Regions from separate parts of the Mus musculus genome. Here all the other regions are linked to region 1. A link is a loop called in an ENCODE intact Hi-C map of the cell type or tissue named here. Cell type or tissue: heart. All regions are shown on one strand. Region 1 holds the start of Fam102b (family with sequence similarity 102, member B). Region 2 overlaps Vav3 (vav 3 oncogene). Region 3 overlaps Fam102b (family with sequence similarity 102, member B).

Evidence for each region. Peaks named below come from ENCODE experiments on the same cell type or tissue, not always from the same donor. Only the 100,000 strongest peaks of a DNase experiment are listed, where the experiment ranks them.
Region 2: it touches region 1 in a loop (2.4-fold over the local background); 4 of 42 quality-filtered maps call a loop at or near these places.
Region 3: it touches region 1 in a loop (2.4-fold over the local background); 4 of 42 quality-filtered maps call a loop at or near these places.

What each region holds. Positions count from the first base shown.
Region 1 is chr3:109,021,608-109,029,607 of GRCm38, reverse strand. It overlaps Fam102b (family with sequence similarity 102, member B), which reads left to right and starts at 2,001. Exons shown (of 11, transcript NM_001163567.1): 1 at 2,001-2,423. The coding sequence starts at 2,287. In heart, CTCF peaks have their summits at 2,992 and 3,863 (motif pointing left); DNase peaks (open chromatin) are centred at 1,887, 2,497, 3,867, 7,707 and 1 weaker place; H3K4me3 peaks cover 2,653 bases; H3K27ac peaks cover 1,507 bases.
Region 2 is chr3:109,487,226-109,495,225 of GRCm38, reverse strand. It overlaps Vav3 (vav 3 oncogene), which reads right to left. Exons shown (of 27, transcript NM_020505.2): 3 at 390-448. Among named protein-coding and RNA genes, the nearest start is that of Vav3, 150 kb to the right of the region's middle. In heart, a CTCF peak has its summit at 3,459 (motif pointing right); no DNase peak of the experiment used is centred here.
Region 3 is chr3:108,974,206-108,982,205 of GRCm38, reverse strand. Fam102b (family with sequence similarity 102, member B) reads left to right here. Exons shown (of 11, transcript NM_001163567.1): 7 at 967-1,062; 8 at 1,912-2,131; 9 at 2,398-2,525; 10 at 3,292-3,361; 11 at 6,864-8,000. The coding sequence ends at 6,906. It also overlaps a transcript of Henmt1 not described here. Among named protein-coding and RNA genes, the nearest start is that of Gm43221, 23 kb to the left of the region's middle. In heart, a CTCF peak has its summit at 4,378 (motif pointing left); no DNase peak of the experiment used is centred here.

The DNA.
Region 1 (8,000 bases):
CTGAATCTTTATTTCTCCTACTTCTTCACCTGGAACACCTCCTACTTTCTCCCAAATCCTAGGTAAAATCCATAAAGCCATCACTTTATTCATTCAGTTCATCACTTCTTATTCCAAGTTGTACTTCGTTTAAATTTAGGACTTTTTTCTGTCTTAGGTTTTGCCTTTTTTAAATTGTTATGTAGTGTTATTCTTGTGCGGGGTGTGAGAGGTGTGTGTATGTGTGTGTGTGTGTGTGTGTGTGTGTGTGTGTGGGTGTGTGTGTGTGTGTGAAAGCATGCATGCCATGGTGGTGTTCGGGCCTCAGAGGACAACTTTGTGAAGCTGGTTCTCTTTCCACTTTTCCATGGCTTCTCAGGATTGAAGTCACACTGTGGACGCTCCTGAGGTCCGGCTTGCACTGAGGCTCTTTACCCACCGACATTTCTCTGCAGTCCAGTTTTGTCTTTAAAAGGTCTAAAAAAATACATTTATTTATTTATTTATTTATATAATGCAAGTGTATTTGTAGGTGTGCATGCCTTACAGTGAACCTATGGATGGAGGTCAGAGGCCAATCTGCGGGATTAGCTAGTTGCTTCTTTCTGCCATGTGAATTCCAGGGATGAAACTCATGTCCTGCAAGTTCCTTTAACACTGATCCATCTTGGCCAGGCCAGGACTTTAAAATTATTACAAGCAGGTTTTGGGTTTTGGTCATGGAATCTATCTAGCCAGTAACTGGTGGTTTAGGCAATTAAAATATTTTATATGAATAAATAAATAAATGGGCTGGAGAGATGGCCCAGCAGCTCCAAAGGGACTTGGTTCACTTCTCAAATCCACAGGGCAGCTCACGACTGTCCCGTTTAAGAGTATCAGACACACTTTATGGTCTTTGCAATTACCAGACACACATGTAGTTCACAGGCCTGTAACACAGGCAAGAGACCCAGACACATCAATTGAATTTTTAAAAAACGTAAAGGAATGATCTACAAAGAGGATTCTTTTGAACTACACCTTTTCAAAAATTAAAAAGGCCAGATGCCAGGCTGGGGATGTAGCTCAGTTGTGAGGTAGCTTGCTAGCATGCATGAAAGTCCTGGGTTCGATTCCTAGAACTGCATAAACATGACATGGCGGCACATCCCTATCACCCTGACATGGGGATCACAAGTTCAACATCATCCTTGATTACATGGGGAGTTTGAAGCCAGCCTGAGCTAGAGACCTTGACTACAAACCAAACCAAACAACAGTACCTAAAAACACCACCACCCCTCAAAAACAGTACGCAATTAAATTGATAACATACGTTTTAACAGTAGATACTGTGTGGGGGGGGGGGGGACAATTGATATTCATCTAAAAAGAATTTTTTAAGTATGCCTTTAGAATCTGACTTCATGTGTTCACAGTATGTACAGATTTTAAAGGGGAAAGTATTTTAACTCCTCTGGTCCTTTTTCTTTCCTGGGTGACAGAAATTAAATAAACAAGCCATCAATGACGGGAAACACAAGGCACAGCCCCTTGCTTGGGCACTTGGTGTGGCCACAGCAAATTTTAATCTTTTCCTTTCTCCTAGCTGACTTTCATCTAATGTTTAAGAGCTAGTGGGGTTTAGAGACCCTACAGAAGATTTTTAGGTTTGGGATTCTATTTGTCTCTATTTATCTTCAAACCCAGAGGCCGTGAAATCACTGGAGGGGGAGGGGAAGAAAGGGGGGCGGTGCAAACCCAGAAAGGAAAGGCGCAGAGGAAGCTGCACAAGGAAGCTTTTTCGGCTGGGTTTGTCTTTTTTTAACCCCGGGGAGGCGTGCCGAGCTCGCTGCTGTCGCGTGTTAGCTTGCCCAGCTTCCCCGGCGGGGCGCGCGCCCGCCCGGAGCTCCTCCGCCCTCCGCGGACCGCCCGCTTCCGCGCTGGGTGCGCTTCCGGCTGCGGCCGCTGGGGGCGCCCCGGGCAGGGAGGCGGCAGCGACCGTTCTCCTAGCGGCGCCTCTCTCTCTGCTCGCGATCAGACGGGCGGCGGCGGCGGTACGGAAAGGGCGCCCACTCCCCGGGCGAGCTGCAAGGCGACCGCTCCTCGCGGGCGGCCGGGGTCCGCGCTGCAGCCGCCGGTGCTCTCAGGCCCGGGCTGCCGCGACAGGCGGCCCCGGCTCCCGCCGACTCGCGGCGCCCCCCGGCTGCGCCCCCACGCGCCGCTCGCGGCCCGGGCCATGGGGCTGGGCGGATCCGAGGCTCGGCCGAGCTGAGGCGGCGGCGCCCGTCCGCGCAGCCCGCTCGCCGGCGCCTGGCCCTCACGATGATGAAGAAGAAGAAGTTTAAGTTTAAGGTGGACTTCGAGCTCGAGGAGCTCTCCTCGGTGCCCTTCGTCAACGGGGTCCTCTTCTGCAAGATGCGGCTGCTGGACGGCGGCAGCTTCACCGCCGAGTCCTCCAGGTAAGGAGCCTCGGGAGCTGCTCTCCCGCGGCTGCCCGCAGGCAGGGGCTTCTTGCACGGCCAGCATCCCTTTCTATGCTTGGCCCCTTTGCTCTGTCGAGCTGCCAGCTCGGTGAGCTCATCGTCCTCCAGAGACGAGTCTGAAATCAGCCAGAGCATCGAACAAACGGCACCAAGTGCTTCGCAGTGGGCTGGGCTGGTTGTCCCGCGCGCCTATCTTCAGGTGGCCCCTGAGTCTGCTTTCCCCCCAGTTCTTCAGGAACGGTGGAGACACAGAAAGGATGCTTCTGGTTTGTCCAAAGACATTTCCCATATTTGCAAAATCCAAAGTAGACCGTAAACCTTAGAGAAGCGAAAATGACCCAAACTGTTACAGTCCAAGAGCTCCCACTCGGAACCGCCTGTGGTTGACGTAATTACTGAGACTTTACTGGGACTTAGGGTGGCCACGATAGAGCTTGGGATACGCCTGGTCGGGCTTGTCTTGAGTCAAGCGTTCCTGGCAGACGAGACTATGTAGTCTTTGGCTTGCCTTAGAGCTATGTCTCCAGTTAATGTGCTTATATTCTCAATTACCCATCTTCAAGTGGCCACTAGTGGGTCTCAGTGAAAGACTTAGAATCAAGAGAGCCCAGACCTTATCCTCCATGTCCTTTTAAAATGAGCACCTAGACACTGGGAAAGAATCTGACAGCAGGTGACAGAACGCAGCCATGTATGGCAGGATTCCTTGAGTAATTTAAGGGCAGGTTACACATTGATAGATTTGCTCTTAGATATTTTTCTCTACAGAAAAACAAGATACATGAAAGAAGTTTTGGAATGAACTTTTAAGTTCTTAAAGTCAAGGAGAAGGGGCTAGTCGTCAATATATGTTTTGTCTACGTAAACTTCATTTTTACCCTAAAAAATATTCTTTTTATCTGCTGTTCCATTAATAATGTAAAGGAAAAAATGTCAATGGGTTGTGGGACGGAAGCCAGAAAACTGCCCTCTCTGGCAATAATGAATCCCGTGGAAGCCAGGAAACGCCAAATTGCCTAAATGAACAGATGTACGCGGCACTATTGATCCTCAAATTTATTTTTAAAAATCCACTGAGGATAATTTTCAATATTTAACTGTGATGACAAACCTGTAGACATTCAGCTAATTGATTATACAACCATTTTAACACTGCTGTCAGAGAACAATGAACTGTGGAGAGGAAAAAACTACATGCATACATACATACACACACACACACGCGCGCGCGCGCGCGCGCGCGCGCGTGTGTATGTGTGTAAAACTTCCTAGCTCTTGCAATGGAAATCCTGAACACCATGCGGGGGTCAAGTGACAGCCTTACTCTGAGGCCTAGACAAAGTTTTCCTGGAGGGTTCTTTTCCCCCTCCCCCAAGTTGGAACAGATAGACGTAAGCCTCTGCCTCAATGGTGCCACCTGGTGGTCAGAACATGGGCCTACCTACCTTCTTTCTTTTCTACCTCCTTTTCTGCATGGAGTGTTGATTTGCCTCACAAGTCAGTCAGTCACAAGTCTGACCATTTCCCCCCCACACACACCTCACTCCCAGTACACATGTCCACTGGGCCGTTTAAACATATTGATTACTCTAGGTAGGGCTATGAGGTGGAGAGTTTTACTATGCTAGTAAGTGAATTGAGTCTTAGGAAGCATACCTTCCCAAGACCCCCTCCTGTCTGATCGCGTGATGCCAAGTTTCTGGCCCAAGTCTAACTTCAGACAGCGTGATGTCAGACAGAGAAAAAAGGTGTGTGCTGTTGAGGAGTTTCTGAGTCGGCAGCTGCCTAATAAGTTAAGGTATGAGGGCTATAATTGATTTCTCCACACAGGAAAAAATAAAAGTCAGGTTGCTTGTGTTAAACAAACCTTTCCTCCAACTAAAATCTGGATTTATGAAGAGAATTGAGGTTAATAGTGCCCTAACCAGGGCTTAGCAAACCTCAGTCCCACCGTGATGACCCTGCGTGGGTTTACTTAGGCATTCACAGCTAAAATTTGGAAAACTCAGCCAGTGATTTAAGGCCATCTTGAGGGTTTCCTCAGACAGTGTGCCTGAAACATTGAATGTATTTTGGCATTTGGTGATGAAGACGTTTGCTTAGATTTTTCTACCAATTCCTTTATCCTACCAAAGTGTGCCAGGTACAGTGGTGCAGATCTCAGTCTCAGAACTTAATGTAGAAGCAGAAGGATGCTAGCCTAGAGTACATGAGGCAGCCTTAAAACACACGTGTGTGTGCATACACACACTTCAATAAAAAGAACATACCTTCCTTTACAGGGAGAAATAGAAAACCTGAAATAATCAAAATTGTGTAGCCTGAGTAGCAGGTACCAATCTAAAGAATAGATCATCTCTGGCTGCTAAATTTTAATATAGAAAATTATTCTAGGGGACCGTTTTGAGTTGTAAGTGGTTGAGACTAACATTTCTCCCATAGCGATATGAAAAGACTTCTGCGTAAAAGGGTTAAAGCGGGCTCGTGACTGTCATCCTAGGAAGGCCTGATGTCAAGAGTGACCTTGATGAGTGTCCTGATCTTCTTGCCTGGATGACAAGCATGCCTTACAGTGCTTAGACTGTTTGTACACCTATGTGGTTCATGCTAAATGCCTTCTGAGAGCCTGGACTTTGCATCCTGCTGAGGAGAAGACAGCTGCCTAAGCAGCCAGTCCTAGTTAAACCTGATAAGTGTCCCTGTCAGACAGCACATCTCCCCCAATCCAATGTTGGTGTCGCTGTGAGCGGATGCTGCTGCGAATTCCGGAACCGTAGTGTCTTCAGCAATGAGTACAGCTGTATGCGGAGTCCATTGAGTTCTAAGGTGTCTTAGTCAGGGTTTCTATTCCTGCACAAACATCATGACCAAGAAGCAAATTGGGGAGGAAAGGGTTTATCCAGCTTACACTTCCATACTGTTGTTCATCACCAAGGAAGTCAGGACTGGAACTCAAGCAGGTCAGAGAGCAGAAGCTGATGCAGAGGCCATGGAGGGATGTTCTTTACTGGCTTCCTTTGCCTGCTCTCTTATAGAACCCAAGACTACCAGCCCAGAGATGGTCCCACCCACCAGGGGCCTTTCCCCCTTGATCACTAATTGAGAAAATGCCTTACAGCTGGATTTCGTAGAGGCATCTCCCCAACTGAAGCTCCTTTCTCTGTGATAACTCCAGCTGTGTCAAGTTGACACACAAAAGCAGCCAGTACATAAGGAATCACCAAACCTTAGGCACGGTCTGAGGGACCCCACACAAAATAATGTCTGTATTGTTGAAAAAGGGTCTTAATGGACACACATGTTACACACCACACACACACACACACACACACACACACACACACACACACACACATCCACACATCCCTTGCCTTTGTTCACAAACTAAACGTGCAGATGAGTCATTGCTCACCAGATATCACTTAAGCACTTAGCAAGTTTCTATCTCCCTGCCGAGGGATGTGGGAAGTAAAGCAAATACAAAGTCCATGAGGGAATTGACTCTAATTAATGAAATTAGATCATAGATGTCCAGTTGCTAGATGGTGGGAGACACATGGCTTACTGCTTCATCAGTGGGTCAGACGCTATGAGAGTTCTGAAAAGGAAAAGTCTTTTATTTACAGTTATGATGGTTGCTGAAATCTGCATTGGTATTCCAGCTGAACACACCTAGAGGATGGATTTGCACTGAGAAGAAAGAGGTGAGAGGAGAGCCCGCGCAAGCCATTAAGAGGGTTGGTGCTGCATCAGCCTGATGGGAGAGTTCCCACGAGCAGAAGCAGCAGATGATGTTAGAGAGGGGCTTTGAATGGCATTGTAGGGTTTGATTTCCCTACTCAAAGGATAGAATTCAATATTGTATTCTCGAACTGCACCGTAACGTGATTAAAGTGGAATTTGAGCCAGCTGGCTGGCTGGCAGTCTGCTGCTGTTTAGATTCAAGTGGCAAAAAATAGATAGATTAGCGATGGAGAGACAAATGAGAGGCTGTGAGAACCTGAATGCAGGCTTTTTCGCATCAGTAAATGGCAGGTGATAATGCAGTGGTCAATGCCTTATGTCATTGACAGAAGTCAGGAAGTTGAGGTAATGCCCTTTCAGTTCTGTTTGGGGTGGGGGAAAACATTGGACGTGGCTGTAAAGCAAAGGTTCTCAACCTGTGGGTCATGGCCAATATCCTGCACATCAGATATTTACATTATGACTCATAACAGTAGCAAAATTATAGTTATGAAGTAGCAACAAACATATATTTGTGTTTTGGTTTAGTTTTTGAGACAGGGTTTCTCTGTGTAGCCTTGCTGTCCCAGAACGTCACTCTGAAGGCCAGGCTCGACTCAAAGTCAGAGATCTACTTGGCTCTGCCTCCCAAGTGCTAGGATTCAATGCAGAAGGCATGCTCTCCACCACACCCAGCATAATGAATTAATCTTGTGGTTGGGTGGGGGGTGTCACTACACCATGAGGAACGGTATTAAAGTGTCATAGCATTAGGAAGGTTGAGAAGCACTGCTCTAGAGAAGAGTTAAGCTGTATGCTTAATATATTTCATCTAAGGGGACAGTGGACCTGACAATTGATCGAAGGCACAGTTATTTCAGTGCATGTATTTCTTATATTCTTGGCCTCTTGGGGCCATACAAGCCTGTTTATTCCCATTAGAAGGTCCATATACTGGTTTCCCTGTTTATAGATGATTAGTGAAAATGAATTTTAGAAGGATCTAGATTCTCCTGTGAAAGTTTAATCGGTAAAAAGAAGTTAGAAAAAAAAATATCCAACTCTTTATTTTGAGGAAGTGACATTAAAAAATGGTTAAGGCAAGTGGTTAGGTCTCACCACAGTTAACAAAACATTTAGAAAATACATTGCAATGTTACAATGGTCTACTCAACTGAAGCCAAGCGGCTGCCTAATAAAATATTTTTGAAGACCTTTCAGAAAAACAGAACATTGTATTATTTGAATCTTTCCAGAACTCCCCTTAATAAAGTATGTAAGTCACTTTTAAAGCTTACTGCAGTTATGAGGACATGTTTAATTCTGGTCTGTTTAAGCAAGGAATGATGGGAAGGGACTCTTCCTACATATCTGTGATTTCTCAGTTTGCCTTGCCTCTCTCTCTCTCCCTCCCTCCCTCCCTCCCTCCCTGTGTGTGTGTGTGTGTGTGTGTGTGTGTGTGTGTGTGTGTGGTGTTTGTGTTGGTAACTAATACGTTTCCAAGTTTCTCATGAACTTGTGGAAAAACCACATGTGAACTCAGGGAGTGTCCGGGAAGCGAGGCGCACATCTGTGTATTGTATCTCTGACTCTGTAAACAAGCTAAAAGGATTTCTTTTTTGTTTTTGCCAAAGAACATCTTTGTTTTCAGGATTTTAATTCACTGGACATCATGTACTTCTTTCCAGTTAATTTTTGCCATATTGCAAAAGTAAAAATGTTTTCATGTTAGAAAACTTAGAGAAGCAAAAATAGCAAATATTTTCAATAAATTAATCATGCAGAGCTTACCACCATTATTAATATTTTGGTATATAACCTAGCCTCCAT
Region 2 (8,000 bases), 470 kb before region 1:
CTATCATTTAATGCTTGTCTGATTGTTCCTTAAACTCATAAAAGTTGTGAGTTATTGTTCTGGTCTCTTCTACAGGAAGCAAACACATTATATTTTTAAATATTTATGTATTAAAACATTTGCATTTATCTTAATGAATTATACATATAGAAATGCTGAGGAATTTTTTAGAGAGAGCCATAACCAGTGACAGTCACCAGAAAACTGAGCACAATGTTGAGCCTCACTCAGTTCTATGAATAATAAGTTCTTAATTGCTCAATAAATCTCAAATGTGCATGTGACACTTAAAGTACTAAGCACAAAGAGCTTTGCAAACAATAACCATTCAGGAAATGACATTGCACTGAACTACACGGGAGACGGGAAACACAGAGGCTCAGACTGACCTGATTCCTGTGGCCAATGCTATTGGTGTTCGGGATAGCCGAGATAATGTTTCTATAACCTGGGGGGAAAAGAAGAAAATGTTTATTGTACTTAATAAAGTTCAACACTTGCCTCAAAAGCAACAGCTTTCCCATTCAATATTAACAATGATGAAAATATAAATGTATAGGTTCCAAAAGTGCAAAATGGGAAGAGTCATGACTGGGAAGCTTAAAAGCTCAGACAGTGCCTGTGTTTCTTTTCTGTTAATTTTATGACTTAATTCAGATTACTAATACAGGCGAGTGACAGTCCCCTCCCAGTAAAGTGGAGAGTTAAACACATTAACCCCATATATTTTGTACCTTATACTGGAATATCTTAAAAATCAAATAAATCTGTATTCCTCAATTAGTACTCGCTAGATATGTGAAGCTATTTAACTTAAAATTTGTTTTTAAAAAATTTACACAATGGAGTACTACTCAGCTATTAAAAAAATGAATTTATGAGATTCCTAAGCAAATGGATGGACCTGGAAGACATCATCCTGAGTGAGGTAACCCAATCACAAAAGAACTCACATGATATGTACTCACTGATAAGTGGATATTAGCTCAGAAACTTAGAATACCCAAGATATAAGATACAATTTGCGAAACACATGAAGCTTGGGAAGAACAAAGACCAAAGTGTGGACACTTTGCCCCTTCTTAGAATTGGGAACAAAACACCCATAGAAGGAGTTACAGAGACAAAGTTTGGAGCTGAGACGAAAAGATGGACCATCTAGAGACTGCCATATCCGGGGATCCATCCCATAATCAGCCATTGCATACACTAGCAAGATTTTGCTGAAAGGACCCTGATATAGCTGTCTCTTGGGAGACTATGCTGGGGCCTAGCAAACACAGAAGTGAATGCTCACAGTCAGCTATTGGATGGATCACAGGGCTCCCAATGGAGGAGCTAGAGAAAGTACCCAAGGAGCTAAAGGGAACTGCAACCCTATAGGTGGAACAACAATATGAACTAACCAGTACCCCCGGAGCTTGTGTCTCTAGCTGCATATGTATCAAAAGATGGCCTAGTTGGCTATCACTGGAAAGAAAGGCCCATTGGTCATGCAAACTTTATATGCCTCAGTACAGGGGAACGCCAGGACTAAGAAGTGGGAGTGGGTGGGTAGGGAAGTGGGGGGGGGTATGGGGGACTTTTGGGATAGCATTGGAAATGTAAATGAAGAAAATACCTAATAAAATTAAAAAAAAAAAAAAACTCATACATTGTATTTCCATGGCTGACCTGGCCTGGCTCTAGGCACTCAGTCATCACCGTTTCTGTCACGTTTTGGGCCACACAGATATCACATATTTCCACAGCTCAGCAGGCATCACTGAGCAGCAAAATGGTTGAGCGTGCCAGTTCTTAGCCTGATCACGCAAGATCAAATCCGGGTTTCACATTCATTAGCCAGCTAATTCTAAGCAACTGCCTAAACTCGCTAGTGTTGGCTTCTTCCTCTAGATAGGTCTTCAAAGAATAGCTAATGATCATTAGATTATTGTAAGGATGAAATAACACAGTACATGTGAAATAAATGGTTCAAAGGTAGCAATTCTTTATAATCACTAAAAGAAATTGCTTAGTGCTTTCAAGAACTTTTCTGCTCTAAATTACTTTCGATTATGTATTTCAGTACCTAAGTCCAAGCGTGCTCTGCTGACAGTTTTAGCATCTGTATTTAGTAATCTCACTCCTCTTTCATTTCAATCGTTTGGCAGAAACTCACTGAGGAAACCATCTAGATCCAGAATTCATTTTCTCATTAACTGCATTTTTTTAATGATAAACATGATGGCTCAAACTCTCAAAATCAAGCGCAGCAAAGGAGGATCTGCTATGTGATTCTTTTTGAGTAAGAACGGCAATGGGGGAAGATGCATCTGTCTGGATTGAGGTAGTGTCCTCTAAAAAGCCTCAGCCCCAGGACAGAAGCGTGAGCAAGGATCTCCATCCCTCAAATGAGCCTCTGCGGGGTACCAGTCCCATAAATGGGGTCTCCAAACTCCTGGCTCAGGAGGGAGCCCATTGGGAGCCTTGTTCACTCAGGTGAACCCACCTCTATAAAACATAAATAAGAACAGCTAATTAACTTCCGCGTTAAGTTATTGGCGGGGGTGGGGTGAGAATGTCCATCAAATGTTTGTGAAGTTTTATTATAGAAAATAAAATTAACTACATGGGAAATTGTAATTACATATTGACTATAAATAGCAATCTCCTGTGAATTCTTGGATTCTTGAAAATTGTGAAAAGAATAGGCGTGGCATGGTAGCATTAAAAAAAATGAAGTAGAGTAGACACACATCAGTCGGTTCTGTCTAAACACTCCACAGTGCACAGTTAGCTCAAAACAGCATGTTCTACATGACATGTATATAGACTTGTTAACTTAAAAATAAACCAAACACGGCTTCATCATTTTTAACAAGAGCATAAGGACAGAGGGGATGCTTTTAATGGTTCCTAGGGGTAAAGTGAAGCAAGCGACCTGGAGACCAGGGGAGCAAAGCTAGTGGCTCCAAAACTCTGCGGTTTAACCCTAACCTCCTGCTGAAACACTAGGAAATAAAAATTACTGATATTTGAAGATGCCAAAATTATGTGTTTCTAAGTGAAAAGTCTAGTTTTTTAAAAACATCTGGAATAAGTAGTCCTCAGACCTCTGGCTAAAGTAGGGTTTGAGACACACACCATTGGGATGAGTCAGTGCTACAGAACCCCAGAGAACACCCTGCTTCTGGTTGTGTTGTATGCTGTGGTCTTAGGCCCTCTTAGCAAGAAAAACAACACAGCAATAAAATATTATTCCTGCTACTTTAATGTGCATCTTAATGGCAATTTATTTTGTTCTTTGGAGATAATTGTATGACAACTGTTGATTTACAAAATACTTCACTTTCTGTCTTTGATCTGTCAACACTGAGAATAACTACAGTCTTTCCCCGCCCATGTCCCTTTCCCCCTGGAGCTGGAAAACCCAGATGACAGAAATCATACAGCTTGACTTGTCATGTAAACATGCACCACTAGAGGGAGCCAAACGATAGTCTATTACCTTAGGTCTGCTTTAAGCATTACCTTTAATCATGCTTTGAAAATTTGGTTTAAGCAACTCCTATGATTTAATGGTGGTCATTTATTATATTCAATACTAGAAGATAATACAGCTAAATTCATGGGACAGAAGGGTGGGAAGACTGCATGGTGATCTTACAATGAGTAGCTGCAAGACCCTTCACTTTTATGTCTGTTCTCTTCATCATTCTAATACTAATACTAAATTTAGTCAAAACAAATAAAGGCTGCTTGGTCAATGTGGTATTTTTAGAACAACATCTATTCTATAAAGACGATGTTTACAGACTGTGAACAGACAAAGACACAGATCAATGCCAGATCCTCAAATCCCCTCTATGAATTCCCTGCCCTTCTGAAGCATACAGACAAGAATATTTATAAAATAAAATAAAACAACAACAACAAAAAAAATACCGAAAGACACTAAAAAGCCTATGTTCCATGAAATATGTTGATTTTTAAATGGATACTTCAAAACAAGAGATTGTGGACGTCAGTTTCCAGAAAGGTGGGTAAGGCAGTAAGGACTTAGCAACAGCGAGCTACTGTGACTCCCCGTCCTGACCAACCTTTCCTGCCCACATCCTCTATCCCCACGGGAAAGGAAACACGTGTGTAAAGAAGTCAAGATTTTATTTGGGCTGACATTAATTAGACCTACTGTGTGAGGAAGGTGAGAGAAGTAGGCACGGCTTCTCATTACCACTTTAAACTGGAGATTGCATCCCAGAAGCAACAGGGTCAGTGAGAACATAGGCGAGCAGAGAACAGGGCTAATGAATGGCATTAGTGAAAGGGTGAACAGAGGGGACAGGAAGCCATGGGGAGCAGACAATAGCCAAAAGTCAGTCACACAGGGATTTTCTCAATGGTCCAAGAGTGCTCTGAGACAGCCACGGTGAGACCATAAGAGGTGAGATGTCCTTGGGCGCCCTGGCTGACCACCATGCGGGCTCAGGAGGGACAGCAGGCTCAGACTAGGTAATGAAGGAGTGTCCACTCAGATGCACAACTGGAAACCAGAGATCAAAGCACCAGGCAGCTCTGCTCAAGTGTCACCAGAGTTCCACAAGGCAGCTGGAGCCCAAGGTGCCTTCTCTCTGTGTTCTGCTCCCATCCCAACCTGAATCTCATGTGTCCTCTCTTAGACGGTGGCTATAGTCCTGTCCTGGCACTTATCAGTTCTATAACATTTTCAAAATCAGTTTCTAATTTTTTTTTCTCAAAAGAACTCAAGGTTGTTTTTTTTTAAGCTAATCAGTTGTAAAGGAGTATAGATTATGAAGTAGGATCCTGCCTCAAAAATAGAGAGGACTATTATAAAGCTGTTTTTAAAACCTTTCTAAGATTTTTCTAAAGTGTGCAGGGTCATGCTTTGTCACTAGCCATCAATCACAGCCGTGCCATCATGCATAAATGCACTTTATTCATCTTAATGCCGTGTGACACTCCAGCATACATCAAGAGTCTAGTGATTTTGCCATTATCCCCATGAGTAAGTAGCTATGACGCTCTGATACCAAGTCAGCACTCAGCATCCTCACCAAACGCACACTCAGTTACATGCGGGTTCTGTTGCCGGAAGGATGGTAAAGTGGGTACCTGTCCAGGAGAGAAAGAAAGAGGGGCGTTCTTTAAACTGCTTACATGAACTTAGACACTCTTGTGAGAACGCAGCCAGGCATTCCACTGATAATGACTTTGCTTTCCAGCAATAAAGAACAGTCAGGACAGGTGACCCAAACTGCTTTCTCCTGCTTTGATTCTCATAAGAGTCACTGGACATAAACTATTCTGCTGGCCCCGTGAGTGAAAGAGGAATATTTGCCCTACAAACATCACTGTGAAGATCCTGGATTACACAGGCAAGAATGTGTAAAGGGCTAGCCTAGCACAAGTAATGAAGACGTTAATAAGGGCCTCATGTGAAAAGTTAACAGTAGGGAAAGAGGTGCCCAGATTCTCAACCCTAAAGCCAGCAAAACAGCAGATGAGGTCCCTGCCCCTTCTTCTGTTTGACAACGACTCTTCATTGGCCAGAGCTACTTGACCAGTCAGTTTGTCACTTTAATAACTATTACACGAAGCAAAATGCAATACTGAATAGAGACAAGCTCCAATTTTTAAACTATTCTCTTCAGGAGATAGCACTCTTTACTTACTGGCACATTAGTGTCACTGTTGTAACTTGCAACTGAAGCAACAAGCCATTTCTGCAGGAGCAACTGACGAAGCTCTTGGATGGTCTTGAGTTAAGAGAGACATAGTAATCTAGAATACAAATAGCTAAAAGAAACCATGGGGTCCAACATGCATAGCAACCAAAAACAAGTACTATTTGTGAATGTACCTTCCTGATTTTTCTAAAGTATTCTCTCTCTGATCTAATAGCTGGTTTGAATAAGAATTCCTGGAGCAGTGACTTTTGCAGAGGGGTTAGCTATGCAGGGGCAATCAGGGATTTCAGGTTTGGTCCATGAGTGCAAAATTAACTTAGTGGCTTACAAGGGCTATAGAGTGTCAAAGCCCCACAGCTCAAGTGAGCAGCTGTGGCCTGAGACCCAGGTGTGGCATCAAGGCCCCTGCAGGCTCAGAGCGAATGCCCTATGGAATAGAGACAAACACAGGGTCTAAAAGAGGTAACTGGGAACAGGGGCTTCGGGGTGTTGCTCTGGGAGATTCACACAAAAGCACTGGCACTGAAAGAGAGGCCAGCTGTGATCTAAAGGCAGCCAAGGGAACTAAATGCTACCCTTAACTCCAGATTCTTGACAACGAGGCCCAGTTCAAAACCCAGCCAGATGGTGAGTTGCAGATTAGCAATATATTTCACCTTCAGTCTCCTAGGAAATCAAAAGAACTCATTACATTAATTTCCTTTGCCATTCCAATTTCACACAGTAAATTACCCCATTAGAATACACTGCAGCTCAACGTCACTTCCAGCCACATGTTTCAGAGATTTCCTTGAACACTGGAGAAAAAAAACCACTCCTGGCCTCATCTCCATGGACCAAGCAAAGAAATAATAGCCAGAGGAGAGAGAGAAGCATCCATTCTGATCCAGATTATAAACCACAGGAAACGGGTTTCCATTGTTCTTGAGAATGGTGCGTTTGTAAAGCTTTAATGGGTCTAATTTACATCATGTACTGACTTCAGGGACAGTCACAGATAAAAAGTATTTTTCCTTTTTGAACCACCAAAATTGAACTTATCAAGGGTAACTACCTCCTTTAGGAAGAGTGTGCCCTAGGCACACAGTCTGTAAGCAGATTGGGAGGAAGACTTTCTTCGTTCAAATTCAGCATCCACCTCGCACTTAGTGGACATGGAACAGTAACTTGGCTCCCTTTCGTATGTGCAACCCAAGTCTGTTGTGCAGGTAAGATGAAGCAATCTTGTCTCAGGAGATGCTTCTGTGCAGCTACGGTTCTGCCCACTGCCTCGCCAGCCATGGCCCTAGACCTCCACTGACTCCTAAAGAGAAGCGCCTTCCCTTAGAACCTATCTCCTCTCTCTGTGACCCTCCAAGCCCCACTCTCCTCCCTCCAATAGCTGGACAATCAAAAGATTTTTCCAGAAGCCTTCCCCATGTTTAAGCCTTGTCAATCTGTTCAGTGAACTGCCCTCCGATCCAAGTCCCTCCTGACTCCCTGCGCCTCTGCCTTGCTAAAGGCCCCCTGTCTCATTTCTTCTGCTAGAATAACTACCAGCTTATCTTTGACTTCTAGCTCATCTCTCATTAACTTCACCCTCTGCCTGGCTACCACAGAGGTTGAACGATATTTCCAACAGTCATTGTGATAACCCCACCTCCCACCTGAATGTTCAACTGTAGCCCCCTTAAAAAGAGCTACAACTGCTGAGAAGCACACTCTAGGGTCCCTACACCCTCTGCCGCTCCAGCCCACCCTCCTACTCCTCTGACATTTGCCACACTAGGCCAGACTCAACACACTGTTTACGGTGCTCCAAGCAGGTCCCAGAATCCTACCTTTAGAACACTGCTTCTCAACCTCCTTAATGCGGTGGCCCTTTAATATAGGTGTGGTGATCTCCAACTACAGAATTACTTCATTGCTACCTCATAACTGTAATTTTGCTACTAACCTAACTTTGTTATGAATCATAATGTAAATACCTGTGTTTTCTGATGATCTTAAGCAATCCCTGTAAAAGGGTGATTTGACCCCCTAAAGGGGTTGTGACGCACAGATTGACAACCATTGCTTTGGACTAGGAAGGAGTATAATATTCTCCATGCTATAATTTACACAAGGGCATTCAAAATTAAATGCTTCCTATTACAAGATAGGTGGAAGGAAGCACACCTAGAACAACAGCACCAATGTTCTCACGCCGACTGAGGGACTGTGAGAAACACGTTCTATACAGTGTTCCATCACCCCGTCCAAAGGCCTGGGAGCATAGTCTGAATAAGAAACTCAACTGTCAATTCACAGCTATAAAAGAAGCCATTCTGC
Region 3 (8,000 bases), 47 kb after region 1:
TTGGGACCCTTGCAGTCTGTCCGGACATGAGAAGCCTTTGCAGAGGACCTGCAGCTTGCATGTTTGACAGCATCTGCTGGCCCAGCTGTGCAGCTGTTCAGTGACAGACCTGCTACTGTGGTAACTGTCACTCAAGTGCTTCCCTTCAGTTCCCACGTTAACAACAGTTCTTGTTTCCAAGTGTTTTACACTAATACTAAACACTAACAGCTCTGTTGTCTGTGGAGGATGGCTGGTACCGCCAGTGCGTAATTGCTATCTAGACTATGCAGGTGATCAGGGAGCTACTAGGAACAGTTTGTGCTCCCAAATAGTACATCAAAAACTAGGTACTATCCTGTTCCTTTTGTCACTTTATTTTTCAAAGTTTACTTATCATCTTATCTTTTTTAGTGTGTGGGTGTTTTGCCTATGTATATATCTGTTCACCATGTGCATGCCTGTAGAGGCCAAAAGAGAGTGTTGGGTCCCCTGGAACTGGAGTAACAGCTGAGTGTGAACTGTGTAGATAGATAGATAGATAGATAGATAGATAGATAGATAGATAGATAGATAGATAGATGAAACTATGTCTTATAGATAGAGATAGATAGATAGATAGATAGATAGATAGATAGATAGATAGATAGATAGATAGATAGGGAAATGACACCAAAGTCCAGCATTTTCCTGAGAATTATAAGAATAAGCCTGATTTATTAGAGAAATGTTGAGGAAAAAGAACTAATGGTTTTAAAACACACTGCTAGTAGACATGATGAAAGTACCCTAATTTTCCAATGAACTAAGATATTTAAGTATTCTTTCATTTCTTGCGATGTAGCTGTTTTCATTGTGCCAATTTGAAGGACTATCATGTTATCATTTATTTTCCTTGATTATGAATTTGCGAAGTAATAAAATCTACAAGTTAGAATACAAGTTGACTTGCTGGCAATAGTAACACCGAGTTGTGACTTATTGCAGATCTTTCAGCAAAGAGTGCCTCTGTTCCAGATGAACTTGGTGCCTGGGGACACTCTAGAACATCAAGCTATGCAAGCCAGCAGTCCAAAGTATCAGGTAGACCCTCGGTGGGATTCAGTGCCTTGTTCTTCTAAAGCAGTGGCTCTCAGTCAATAGGTCATGACCCCTTTAGGGGTCACATTATCAGATCTCCTGCATATCAGATATTTACATTATGATCCATAACAATTGCAAAATTAGACTTATGAAGTAGCAATGAAATAACTTTATGCTTAGGGATCACCACAACATGAGGAGCGGTATTAAAGGGTCGCAGCATTATGAAGGTTGAGAACCACTGTTCTAAAGGGATGTGAAGCCAGGTGTGGTGACACACAGCTGCTATCCTAGCAATGGGGAGGCTGAGATAGAAGGATGGCAAGTTCAAGGCCAGCCTCTGCTTGCTGTACAGCAAGTGCCTGTCTCCAGACAAAATAAAATCCAATAATACACTTGGAACTACTATAGTGGAACGGTTATTGTCGTGGGATAAAGAAATTACATCTCAGAGATGGTAGATGACTCAGTAAAAATGGTTGCCATGCAAGCATGAGATCCTGAGTTCGGTCACCATCACTCACATAAAAGTCCGACATGGACAGTTCATACCTGCAACCTAAGGGCTGGGAAGATAAAGACAGAAGGATGTCAGGGACTACTGTAGCTAAAACAGCAAGGTCAAGGCTCAGTGTCTCAAAGCACAAGATGGCCAGTGACAGAGGAGAATACCAGATCAACAACTGGCCTCTGTGCACACGTCCACCCACGTGCATCTGCACACACGTGTGCATGCATTCCTGTGAACCTGTACACACCTACAGAAAGAAAAGGTTAGATTGTAGTGTGTGTGTGTGTGTGTGTGTTTGATCATTGGCAGTATATCCGAAGTGATTTTTCCTCTGGCAGGCTATAGCACATGTCACTCCCGGTCATCCAGTTTCTCCGAGTTCTGCCACAGGAGAAATACCTCAGTGGGAAGCACGTCAACGGGGATTGAAAGCATTCTCGAGCCATGTGACGAGACTGAGCCAATCACAGCTGAACCAAGTCCAGACCCCACCGCTGCTGCCGCCACCGCCACCACCACCACCGCTAAGGAAGAGGAAGCTTCCGAGAAACTCGCCAGGTACCCTCCCACGTGATGTCATTACCCTCCCCCATGATGTCATTACCCTCCCCCGTGATGCCGTTATCCTCCCACGTGATGTCATTACCCTCCCCCGTGATGTCATTACCCTCCCCCGTGATGCCGTTACCCTCCCCCATGATGCCATTACCCTCCCATGTGATGCCGTTACCCTCCCACGTGATGTTGTTATGTTACAAAGCATCTTTATTCTCATGACATCATCAATACAAAAGGAGGAGACTCAGCTGTGGCTCTCTTCACAGATGTCCAGTGAAGCAAGATTCTGTTGAGTCGCAGCTGAAGCGGGTTGATGACACCAGAGTGGATGCTGATGACATCGTGGAGAAAATCCTACAGAGTCAGGACTTCAGCCTCGACTCCAGTGCAGAAGGTATGCGAAGAACGGATGTGCATACAGGCGCTGTGGCCCACCACTGTAGGGCCATGTGGTTGGGCTACTGCTGCAGACGGGTGAACGCAATTCCATGTCCACAAAAGCAATGGTAGTTTTGTAGCTTGTCTCTGACAAAGGCTGGTGATCCTGGAAAAAGAGCGAACCTCAGTGAAGGAGTCAATTGGAGGTGGTGTAGTTCAGTAGTACAGCAAATTCCCAGAATGTATGAGGCCCTGGGTTCAACCCCTAGAAATGGTATGGGTCCAGAGAAGCAGAGATCAATTTTAAAGAAAGCTTTCCTGTCCATGCATTTCACGAGTGCTGGCTCCATGACCCATGGGGGGGTGGGGGTTTGCAGCGTGGTGGTCTTGAAACCAGTCGTGAATAGAATTGTGCAGTCTCTCCCAGCAATTTCCACAGAAACTGAAATTTTATCTGCCACCGACTTGAAAGGTGCAATTACTCATGCTGGTGAGAACAGAGAACACTTAACAGTTGACTGTTTTGTTGTATAACTGGCTGGAAATAGAAATAATTAAACCTCCTGAAAAATTGTAGAAAGAGCTGTCATTAACCATTAAAAGGAAAAGAGCTTTGGGGAGGTCGGTGAGAAAGAACTGTTAGTTAGGCTGGCTTTGCAATTGTCTCTTATAAACTCTGATACACTTAATGAATGTAAAATTCGGGTCACTACAATATGCGTATTATTTGAGAGTGGTCTGGCAACTGTGCGCTTAGCAAACTTTCCAATTATGTGTTGCAGAAGAAGGGCTGAGGTTGTTCGTGGGACCTGGGGGAAGTACAACCTTTGGCAGCCACCACCTTCCAAACAGGTATGTCATGCACCCGGTCACTGGGCTGAAACATGAACAGCCTACTTCACGGGGAGAGGGAGTGTTGCCAGGAGGCTCGCTTAGCAATACGAAGCCCTCACTTCAGTCTCGAGAGGGAACAGAACACGGTAGCTCCCTCCTATAATCCCGGCGCCTGGGAAATAAGAGCAGGACGTTCATGAGTTCAGGGCTATCCTCTGCTACATAGTCTGAAGAGTCCCAGGCTAGCCTCGGCTCTGAGAAAAAGGAATAAGTAAAGGATGAGGGCTGCAGTTGTCATTATGTTGAGGCTAAAGTAACACGCATGCTGTACCTCCATGAGAGGAGCTGGTTGTGACTGGAATATTCTTTCCTGGATGTCTTCAACATTATATCTTATGTTAGTTACTTTATTTATATTTCTAGACTCTGTTAGACAAATAGAGCGCCTGGCCATTGGAACATAAAAAAAGAATTTTTAGAACAGAATTTGTAGCCTAATATTTTAGACAGAACAAAGCAAACATTTCCAGCCAGTGGCCCTACCTCTGCGAGCCAGCCGTGCGCCCACTCAGCAGCAGAGGCTGCTTGACCTTAAGAACATTTCTTTCTTTAAAAAAAAAAAAACAAGAAGGCTGTTTCCATTTCCATTTTTAATATAGTTTTTATATACGGCTGTTTTAAAGGTTTACAGGGTGGGAGTGGTGGGGTGCACAAACAGAGGCCAGAAGAGAGAGCGTTGGCTATCCAGGAGCCGAGTTACAGTTGTGAGACACCCGATATAAATGCTGGAAACTAAACTCGGGTCCTCAGGAAAATCGGGAATGACTCTTAAACTCCTGAGCCATCTTTCCAGCTGCTATCTAGGTGTTTTTTAAGGTTTTTTTCTGTTGAGGGTCACAGTGTATAGCTCTGACGTGTCTAGAGCTCTCTATGTACACCAGGCTATCCTCAAACTCAGAAACCCACCTGCCTCTGCCTCCTGAGTACTGGGACTCAAGGCATGAGCCAGCACACCGAACAAGATCTCCCCCTAGTGGCTGGTTTCTTAGAAGTTGGCATGTACTGTGACTGGGTGTGTTTCTCTGTCCTTATTCTGTTTGGGTTTCACTGAACTTCTTGGATGCCCGTACAGATACATTTCATCAGATTTGAGACTTCTCCATCCATTATTTCCCACACACACATGCTTCCTTCCGGTATTCTGATGTTCGAATGCCAATTCTTAGTTCCTATGAGCTAAGATAAAGCACCACCAACAGACCAAAGTAACCGATAACCGGTGACCTGATGAACCGGTGAGCGGCCTGGGCTTTACAAAACAGCCGAGTCACCAAGAAATCCTGCTGAGTCATGGTTGACAACTTTATAGAGACCTAATGTCAGTTAACCCTCCACCCCCATACACCCTAGCATCTTCCAGGAGCACATGCAGGAGGGAATGGTGGGTGAGAGGAGGGAATGGTGGGCGAGAGTCCGGTGGTCCTCCCCTCGTGCTTTCTACAAGTGGGAATTAAAAGCCCAACCCTGTTTCCATTTCTGTAGACCTTGCTGTCACTATTGGTTTATTTCGTTGCCATGACTACAGATGAAGCTCATGGGTTCATCAATTCACCAACTGTAGGAACGGGATAATCGTGTTATACCTAGAGATAAAGATATACCATAAACATAAACACCTCAGAAAAGGTCATTAAGGGGTAAAACCAGACATAGTAGTCTCCAGGATTACTAAACTATGCACTCCAGGCAAAACAGCCGATGTAGGGGAGGGGTTTCTGATACCTCAACAAATGAGGAAACGGCGACCTGCGGATAACTTTTTTTTTTTTTTTTTTTGGTTTTTCGAGACAGGGTTTCTCTGTGTAGCCCTGGCTGTCCTGGAACTCACTTTGTAGACCAGGCTGGCCTCAAACTCAGAAATCCGCCTGCCCCTGCCTCCCAAATGCTGGGATTAAAGGCGTGCGTCACCACGCCCGGCTTGCAGATAACTTTTACAGTAAGACCTTCACCTCCATGCAGCGCCAATATTGAAGTTCTCCTGATCACCCAGGATGCTTTGGGGAAAGGATAGAACTATGACCCTTTCGAAACGTAAAACTAGCTGCTGTCTAAAAGACATAGTGAGAACCTTTATTCTGCCAGACCAAGAAACAGTAGCAGGGAGAAGCATGCTCCTTCCTTGATGGCACAGAACCACAGTCCTAAGTCATCAGTTATAACAGCAGCAGCAGAAGATCTCCTGTTGGTGAGACCATTACCTAAATAGGCTGTCTCAGAATGGCTTTTTTCACAAAGCCTGCAAGTTATTTAGTATACTCCATCATTCTGTTAGTATATTTCATTTTCTTCCTTTCTTTCTGTTTTTTCTTGTCTCAATTTTTATCTTGTAAATTTTATTTTACTTTATTTTTATTAATCATTCCATTTGTTTACATCTCAAATGATATCCCCCCTTCCTGATTACCCCTCCATAATCCCCCAATCCCGTTCCCCCCTCCCCCCTCCCCTTTGCCTCTATGAGAATGCTCCCCCAACCCCCACCCACTCCCGCCCCACCACTCCAGCATCCTCCTACCCTGGAGCATCAAACCACCACAGAACCAGGGGCCTCCCCTCCCATTAATGTCGGATACATATGTATCTGGCCAGTTCATACCCAGCATATTACAGAGCTGTGATGCAGAAACCCAAGAATGCAATGGCCAGCTAACTATTCAACTCTATCCCCAAAACTTACATACTGCCATCTTATTCTTTCACTGGCCTGAACTGCTGGTGTAGCTGCCAACCCCGGACAAGGGTTTCTTATACACTAGAGATATGGACGTCAATATATCTCTTTGTGTTTTACGTGGGAAAATTAGTCACATGGCCACACCCACCTATAGGGGAGTTGAGAAGACAGTCTCCAGCAAGGTTCCCTGTCCCCAGCTAAATTATAAAGAAGAGAAGAGATTGGGGAGTGGGGGACATCAACCAAGAGTACTTTCCCTTTTGAACTACGTCACACATGTGTAGTTCACAATACTGGCCACATATCAAGCCATCTGTGTGTTGACCAAAGGAAATCTTGAGTCCTGTCATCACTCATAATCCCAGCACATGGGAGGTGGAGGCAGGAAGAACTGGACCCCAAAGCCAGAGAGGTGTAGACCAGCCTAGGCTACCTGAAACCCTATCTGAAAGGGGGGAAGGAGAGGAGAGAGAGAGTGAAAAGGGCTTTTCCCTTTCTAAAAAGATATATTAAGACCTACAGTATTATTAAGCCTCTCATCGCTCTCCAGGGAAATCCTATGTACTGCCCTGACTGACACTGATTTTAGGATTGGGTGGCGGTAGCACAGCCTTTAATCCCAGAAAGCCTAGGCCAGACTGGCTTTCCAAGACAGCCAGAACTACACAGAGAAACCATGTCTCAAAAGGGGGAAAGGAAACCAGCAGGCGTGCCTGGGAGGAGAGTTCTCTGGAGGTTGCCGCCTCTGCAGTTCAACTGAAGGTTTTCCTCTCACTACCGTTTCAGGGTAGGATCTGGAGCCTATGAACAGGTTGTGATCAAACGCTAGGAGCGAAGCCAGCAGCGGGCGGAAGCTTCCCTGTGTGGACAACAGGTGTTTCAAGGTGTGTTAGTCAAGCATGTAAGAAAAACACAGAGCCTGTTTTCAAAGTGAAGTTCATCTGCGAGGAGGGAGGCAGAGCTGACTCATTCTTAAAGCATCCTGTACCATCCTTTCCCACCTACTCACCCACTGGGGGAGCATGTGAACGGATGGAGGGCGGGGCAGTGAAGACCTGGCCTGCCTCAGCACCCAGAACGAAAGGTCTGCTTGCGCTTCTGAAGCACCCGGAGAAAAACCGTACTGGACACATCTGAGGGTGATTTTAGTACTCCAGCGTACATATCTAAGTTGGGGGTGCTCAATAGGTCTGGGCTCTGTTTTTAAATTTTATATTTAAGAGACAGGACTTGAGGTCAGTTTAAACCCTATAAATTCTATCAAGATAGTTGTAATTCCTATGAAGTAAGTCCTCCATGTCCTGTTACCTCCGGCATTGTACTAAGCGTATTAACTCCTTTTATGCAGCAGTTGGCAGGAAGAGAGGAGGCTCATGCTTTGGGGAAATATTATGCTATAGCTTAAACATTTTAAATACTTTATAATTCTGAGCATTTCAGACTTAAGTCAAATGGCAAATGCATCCAAGTCGGCAGCAGGTGGCCAGAAGGAAGGCTGTGATGGTGCAGGGTCTATTATTCTAGTCATTAATACTAGATGAGTCACAAAACCCCAGTGCCACTGTCTAAGCGTAATAATCAGTCTGTAAAAATCTATAGGCAAGCTACGAGAAGAGCTGTTTCATAATCCATTCAGTACTAAGACTTGCTCGTCTGGCGGTCAGAACAGACGCAAACTGTTAGCTGGTCAGAAAGATAGCATTGTATCACAGCCAGACTTCTGTGAACTGACACTTACCGTGCTGTGCTAATGGACAGACGTCTGAGCAGCTGAGTAGCGTCCATTTCCTATTTCAGCCTCTTTGACCAGAGACCGTTTCCTTCTTTACTGTGTCAGACAGAATTTAGCTGTTTGAAGCCAGAGTATAGACTATCACATATCTCTAAGACAGCTTTCCGGGTCCAGATATCTAATCTGGATCC